2 separate regions of the Homo sapiens genome follow, and region 2 is linked to region 1. The links are chromatin contacts, found by Hi-C or POLR2A ChIA-PET in ENCODE. All regions are on one chromosome and are shown on one strand. Each heading gives the region's core, a stretch centred on a gene start or an enhancer-like site at or near the end of the contact. The rest is flanking DNA. Distances are from core to core; before and after follow the strand shown. Region 1 overlaps TNPO3 (transportin 3). Region 2 has its middle 18 kb from the start of TNPO3.

What was found. Hi-C counts contacts between places; a loop is a spot of excess contacts on that map. ChIA-PET counts read pairs that join two places held with the same protein, here RNA polymerase II (POLR2A). Pooled maps may share reads with other maps.
Region 2: a pooled map shows a loop between it and region 1 (2.2-fold over the local background). The contact joins two enhancer-like sites. A Hi-C loop is called at or near these places in 5 of 37 single-sample maps with no recorded cell type and 5 of 50 pooled maps. POLR2A ChIA-PET finds 5 or more read pairs at or near these places in 6 of 52 experiments (GM12878, HEK293, OCI-LY7 and 2 more).

What each region holds. Positions count from the first base shown.
Region 1 is chr7:129,007,883-129,011,217 of GRCh38, reverse strand. All of the region lies in intron 4 of TNPO3 (transportin 3), which reads left to right. Among named protein-coding and RNA genes, the nearest start is that of TNPO3, 46 kb to the left of the region's middle. Within about 2 kb of position 1,682, at least 3 of the 41 ENCODE cell types and tissues checked have a DNase peak (open chromatin) inside an H3K27ac peak, as active enhancers do.
Region 2 is chr7:129,070,972-129,074,306 of GRCh38, reverse strand. No RefSeq gene overlaps it. Among named protein-coding and RNA genes, the nearest start is that of TNPO3, 18 kb to the right of the region's middle. RefSeq lists an enhancer at 1,462-1,571. Within about 2 kb of position 1,471, at least 4 of the 41 ENCODE cell types and tissues checked have a DNase peak (open chromatin) inside an H3K27ac peak, as active enhancers do.

The DNA of each region.
Region 1 (3,335 bases), core at 433-2,932:
TTTTATAGAATTATCTTACCTTTATGATTTTCTGATTGCCTCTCCTTCGTTTCCTTTAGCATGTTTTTCTTTTCTCTGTATTTCCTCTAATTGGAAGTTGTATCTAAAACAGCCCTTCTCAGTAGGGGTTCCTCAAGAGAATTAAGCCTAAAGCTATTCGTTATATGTAATGAATTCTTTCCTCTACATTAATAATGGTTCTAGCTATATACCGCCCTTAGGATAATTAAGAAGATGGGCACTCAGATAATTTTCTGAAGGGCTTAATTCTATACAATTTTTTTTTTTTGTAGATATAGAGCTTCTCTATGGTCTCAAACCTGGTCTCAAGTGATCCTCTCTCCTTGGCCTCCCTTAATGATGAGATTACAAACGTGAACCACCACACCCAACCTATAGGATATAATTCTTTCCTAGAATCCTGATTGAGAAAAACTGAGAGGCTTAGAGGATTAGTTTTTTAAAGTTAAATATTTTGGGCTAGAATATATCATAGGTACTTGATGCTATGTCTTAGTATATATACAGCGTTCAGTTGACCTTCTATTAGTGATGCTAGGGTTGACCACTGGATTAAGATGAAAGTCTGTTCCTTCCATTTTTAAAGTTCACTTTCCTCCTTTGTAATATAATGTAGTTTGTGTGATGGTAGCTTGTTAGTTTATGAATGTTCAATTCCCTATCAGACTTTAGCCTAATTGTTTTACATTCCAGTAGATAATCCCTACCTTAATCAATAATTTCATTATGGGCCAGGCAATGTGGTTTATGCTTATAATTCCAGCACGTTGGAAGGCTGAGGTGGGACGGTTGCTTGATGTCAGGCATTCAAGACCAGCCTGGGCAACATAGCAAGAGCCTGTCTCAAAAAAAAAATAATACATTAACCAAGCATGTTGGCATGCACCTGTAGTCCCAGCTACTCAAGAGGCTGAGGCAGGAAGGATCACTTGACCCCAGGAGTTCAAGGTGGCAGTGAGCCACGATTGTGCCAGTGCACTCCAGTCTGGGCAACAGAACAAGACTGTCTCTAAAAATAATAATAATTTCATCATGGGTTGCAAAATGATATTTGACTATTTCTGTTATTTCTTGTACATATAAGTTGGCATTCTTATGAGCTCCTACTAGAAAGGTAGGATAAATCTTAATTCTTTTCAAAATGAGGATTTATTTTAAAGCTGCCTTGAATTTTTTTTTTTCTGGCTTTGTCTTTTTGAAGTATGATGGACTCATGTTCATTTAGGTCCAACCAGGTGTCTCCTTTCCAAGTTTCAGAATCCCATTCTTTACCAGTCAGTTTCCTAACTTTCACATGAGAAGTGTGGAGGGACTGTAAATTCACCTGTTGTTTGTAATTCAGCAAGTCACACAACTAAGTTTGGTATACGAGTTTCAGCAGTACTAACTTTGTAGCTACAAAAAGTAAGAGCTGCTTTTAGACTGGGCGTGAAAGCTGTGGTGCTCAGACTGTGGCCTGAGGTGAGAGTTAATGGACTTGAATTTGTCATTTTCTTTTTGTAAGCACTTGTGAATTTAAAATAATCCCATCCACATGTATTTTGTGTCATGGTTACTGCCACAGCAGTCAACTACAGCAGCCACTTGGGCATTCAAGGCACGTGCCTGACTTAGCACATCATGACAATCAATCACAGGTGATATTTTGAGGAACTGTGATGCAGTCTGAAAAATATATTTCCTGTGGTGCTTAAAAATGTCTCTAATTTTGTCATGTAGCTTGTCATGTTATAGAACCCAGGGGATGAAATTAGTCCAAAATGGCCAAGAAAAAAATAGGCATGTGGCTGTAATGCCAGGTTCCAAACCCCTCTTAAGACCTTTTCTCATTTAGTTTCCTGCACACTCTCCTTTAATGATTACATTCTGTCCTATTTCTTGTTAGTATTATACTTTTGTGGTCTGTCCTAATGGACCCATTCCTAAACATGGTGTTGAACTTTTTGAAGTTTTAAACGTGTTTCTGCTTGCTCTCATAGCTAAACTGAACCTGTGCTTCTAACATTTTTGTCTCTTCACTTTCTATTTTGTTAATCTAAGATCTCAATTCTTATTTATCCCTGCTATCTTTTTACTGGTGAGCTCTTCTGGACTCTGTGGCATTTATCTTGAAGCTTTTGAGGACTTTAAGAGGCAGATTTTTAACATAGCATAGCTCTCAAAGAGGAACAGAAGATAACTGTTAGTTCTGATGTTTTAGAATGTATGTTTGATTTAATTTGCAGAATTTCATCTTTTCAAAGAGATTAGTTTTAGAAACAGGTTTTTTTCAGAATTTGGTCTTTCAGTTTGAGTCAATAGTTAGAATGTACAAGCAAATCCTTCCACTTGTACACATCATGTCTTATTAAAATTGAAATATCATTCAGGAAGTCTAAAGGCCAAGTGATTATGTAATGAGTTTATATCAACAGCATCAAAGATTCAATTGAGAGTTTGAGACAGGTTGAGGGGGAGAGAGAATGAGTATCAGCTCTTAAAGAGAAATCTCTCAGTGGCTCCAGTTCATGTTAAGGGAACTTAGTTACTCCGTTCATTTTGCTACTTTCAGCCTTGAACCGTATTAAATTAAGTGCTCCTGTGCATTTATTAGTTTACGTATTACATATTTAAATATATTGCATATATTAGTGTCATAGTCTTTTCTAAAAATTCTGGCCATTTTAGTGCCTGGCATCCCTGAATATTTTCTTTCTGAGTTTCAGGGGAACAAAGAAAGTCTTGAGTAAAAAATATCTAGAAGAACTTAATGGGGCCAGAACCATATTTGTGACATTTTCTTATCTCATCTAGTGTGTTTTCTGGTGACTTTTAAAGTGTTGTTTTATTTTTTAATTTTTTTGTAGAGACAGGGTCTTAACTTTGTTGCTCAGATTAGTCTAGAACTCCTGGGCTCAAGCGATCCTCCCACCTCAGCCTCCCAAAGTGCTGGGATTACAGGTGTGAGCCACTGCACGCAGGCTCTGATGACTTTTTACAAATACTTTCCCCTCTAAAGCAAGGGCTCTTAGTTCTTTCCTTTCCTGCCATTCTTCCTTCTTTTTTTTTTAGACAGAGTCTTGCTCTGTCGCCCAGGCTGGAGTACCATGGCGCAATCTCAGCTCACTGCAACCTCTGCATCCCAGATTCAAGCAGTTCTCCTGCCCCAGCCTCCTGAGTAGCTGGGATTACAGGTGCGTGCCACCACACCTGGCTAATTTTTGTATTTTTAGTAGAGACGGGGTTTCACCATGTTGGTTAGGCTGGTCTCAAACTCCTGACCTTGTGATCCACCCACCTCAGCCTCTCAAAGTGCTGGGATTACAGCCGTGAGC
Region 2 (3,335 bases), core at 222-2,721, 63 kb before region 1:
GCCCAAGGTCTCCAAATACTGGGAAGCAGGAATTCCTCCCATCTCCTCTGAACCCCTGGCACCCTACATCCAAGCTGCCCAGCACCCAAACCACTCATGTGTTCCCTACTCACAGACTGGTTTCTTACATTTATTCCCTAACTAATACAGCAGAACATGGACCTATCCTGCAGATCCAGCTGAGACCCTGACCTTCACATACTTCTCTATGGGACGGAGAATAGAATGGGAGACTCCTGCTTCCCCTTTGCTTGTTGACCCAGCCTTGTAAGATTTCACTTTCCCTAATAAAACCCAATCCGTAGCCCACGCAGAGTGACATATTAAAATTCATCCTAAATCCTGGAACACATGGGCAATGACCCATAAAGGCCAATGTGCCATGACAGAAACACTAAGAGTCATATCGTCCATCACTCTGTCTCAGTTCCTGTTTATTGTTGGCCAGAGAACTAGGATGATCCTCTGAGCAGACATGTCCTTGGAGGATAATTAAATGGGAACTATATAAATATTTCCATAAATTAAACCAAGGAAGTGTATTAAGTTCAGCTGAATCTGGATACCAACTGCTTCCTTTGACCACATCAGAAAGTCTCCTTTTAAAAGACATTAAAAAAGTTTTTAAATAACTTTTGCCAGGCACAGTGGCTCATGCCTGTAATCCCAGCTACTTGGCAAGCTGAGGTGGGAGGATGGCTTCAGCCCAGGTGTTCAAGGCTGCTGTGAGCTATGACTACACCACTGCACTCCAGCCTGGGTGACAGAGGCCATATGTCTTTAAAAAAAAAAAGACAGAGAAAATTACTTTTTATTGTGGCAAAATAAAAAAAGGTATAATATAAAATTCACTATCTTCACAATTTCTAAATGTACAGTTCAGTGTTAAGTATATTCGCATTGTCAGCAAACCAAAACTGGGTCCATTTGCCAGCATGCAACAGAAAGCCAAACACCAAAACACACAGTTTTTGCAGTGAGAAAGGTTTGTGAGTTGACAGACAAAGAGACAGGAAGAAATGTTCAAATCTGTCTCCTGGAGCTGGAGGCTGGGTTGGATTTTAATTAGCATAGGGTAATGAGGAGTGATCTGACTAGATCCTGCCATAGGGTCACCCCAGAGCTCAATCTGATTGGATCATGGGTCCTGCCATGGTGTCTGCTTTTATTTTTATTTTTATTTTTTATTTTAGAGATGGGATCTCACCATGTTGCCCAGGCTGGTCTCGAACTCCTGGGCTCAAGTAATCCTTCTGCCTCGGTCTCCCAGAGTGCTGGGGTTACTGGCGTACACCACCAGCGCCCAGCCTGGTGTTTGCTTCTTAATTCAGCCTGGTTCCTTGGTCCGAGCACTTAGTTCCCATTCATGGTTGCACACGATGTTCATCCGGGCATTGCCCCCTCCAACCTGCAGGGCCATGACCACTGAAAAACAACTCACAACTTTGCTACATAGAAGTTGAACCAGATTGGTGTAATGTGGTTACAACATCGCTGTGCAGCCAGTCCTCAGAACTCCCTCATCTTGCAAAACTGAAACTCTGTACAAATCAACTCTCCATTTTCCCCTCCCCTCGGCCCCTGGCAACTGCCATTCTACTTTGTTTTTGTGAATCTGACTATTCTAGTTACCTCCTATGAGTGGAACCAAATAATATTTGTCTTTTTCCGACTGGTTTATTTCACTAGTATAATGTCCTCGGTTCATCCGTATTGTTGCATGTGTCAACATTTCCTTCCTTTTTAAATGGACTGTGGTGATGGTTGCACATTTCTGTGAATATACTAGAAACCACTGAGTTGTAATACTTTAAGTGGGTGAATTGTATGGTGTGTGAATTATATCACAATTAAGTATGGTGTGTGAATTATATCACAATTAAGCTGTTTAGGGGAAAAAAGGGAGAATTTGTTAGAAAGATACAGACTCATGTAACCCAAAGACAGGGACTGGGCCTGCTGGATGCTCACAGGCTGGGTGGGGACTCTGGGGAGGATGCTGAACTAAGCTCTCTGGTTCAGCCCTCTGGCCCAGAGCAGGGGTCCTCACCATTAGTCAAGCCCCTAACCTGTAGTGTCGGTACCACCTGGGAATTCCTTAGAAAAGCAGATCCTTGGGCCACACCCCAGGCCTCGTGACTCAGAAACTCTAGCAGTGGGACTCAGCAGACTGTGGGGTTTTTTTTTCTTTCTTTCTTTCTTTCTTTTTTTCCTTGAGACAGTGTCTCGCTCTGTCACCCAGGCTGGAGCGCAGCAGCGTAATCTCAGTTCACTGCAACCTCCTCTGCCTCCTGGGTTCAAGTGATTCTCTTGCCTCAGCCTCCCAGGTAGCTGGGATTACAGGTGCCCACCACCATGCCCAGCTAATTTTTGTTTAGTAGAGACGGGATTTTGCCATGTTGGCCAGGCTGGTCTCAAACTCCTGACCTCAGGTGATCCACCCACCTTGGCCTCCTAAAACGCTGGGATTACAGGGGTGAGCCAGCGTGCCCAGTTTAGCAATCTGTGTTTTGACAAACTCTCCAGGTGCTGGTGATGGAGGCTCACATCTGAGAATCCCTGGCCCAGACCACTGCGGGAAATTGGGGAAAGTTTCCATCTCACCTCTGCTCTGCATGTGCGTTTCCTCTCTTGTTGCAGACAAGCTGTCTTCCACTGACCATTCACCTCCACATCCCTGCAAAAGTCTTCACGGTAGAAAATGACCACAGACAATTCCTAAGTTGAAATCTCTTTTGGGGCCGGGTATGGTGGCTTACACCTGTAATCCTAGCATTTTGGGCGGCCAAAGCGGGCGGCTCACTTGAGGCCACGAGTTTGAGACCAGCGTGGCCAACATGGTGAAACCCCATCTCTACTAAAAATACAAAAATTAGCTGGGCGTGGTTGCAGACACCTGTTATCCCAGCTACTCAGGAGGCTGAGGCAGAGAATCACTTGAACCTGGGAGGCGGAGGCTGCGGTGAGTCGAGATCTCACCACTGTACTCCAGCCTGGGTGACAGAGCAAGACTCCATCTCAAAAAAACAAAAACAAACAAACAACAACAAAAAAACTCTTTTGGAGCACAAGGCAACCTGAGACGGGCATCTAGTTCCAGTTGCAAATTCCCAGGGAGGAACTCAGGTGATCCGGCTTGCATCAGCAACTTCCTCCAGGCTTTTCCTAGTATATCCCTAAATGGAGGAAGGCTGGGCTGGGAAGGCCTAGATCCCAGAAAAGGCATGAGGGAAACAGAAAAAAAAAAATTTTATCTCTTAGGGAAGACACTACAAGAAAATCTAGGATGACCAATCATCTGTGTTTGCCTAGGACTTCCCTGCATTTGGCGCTGA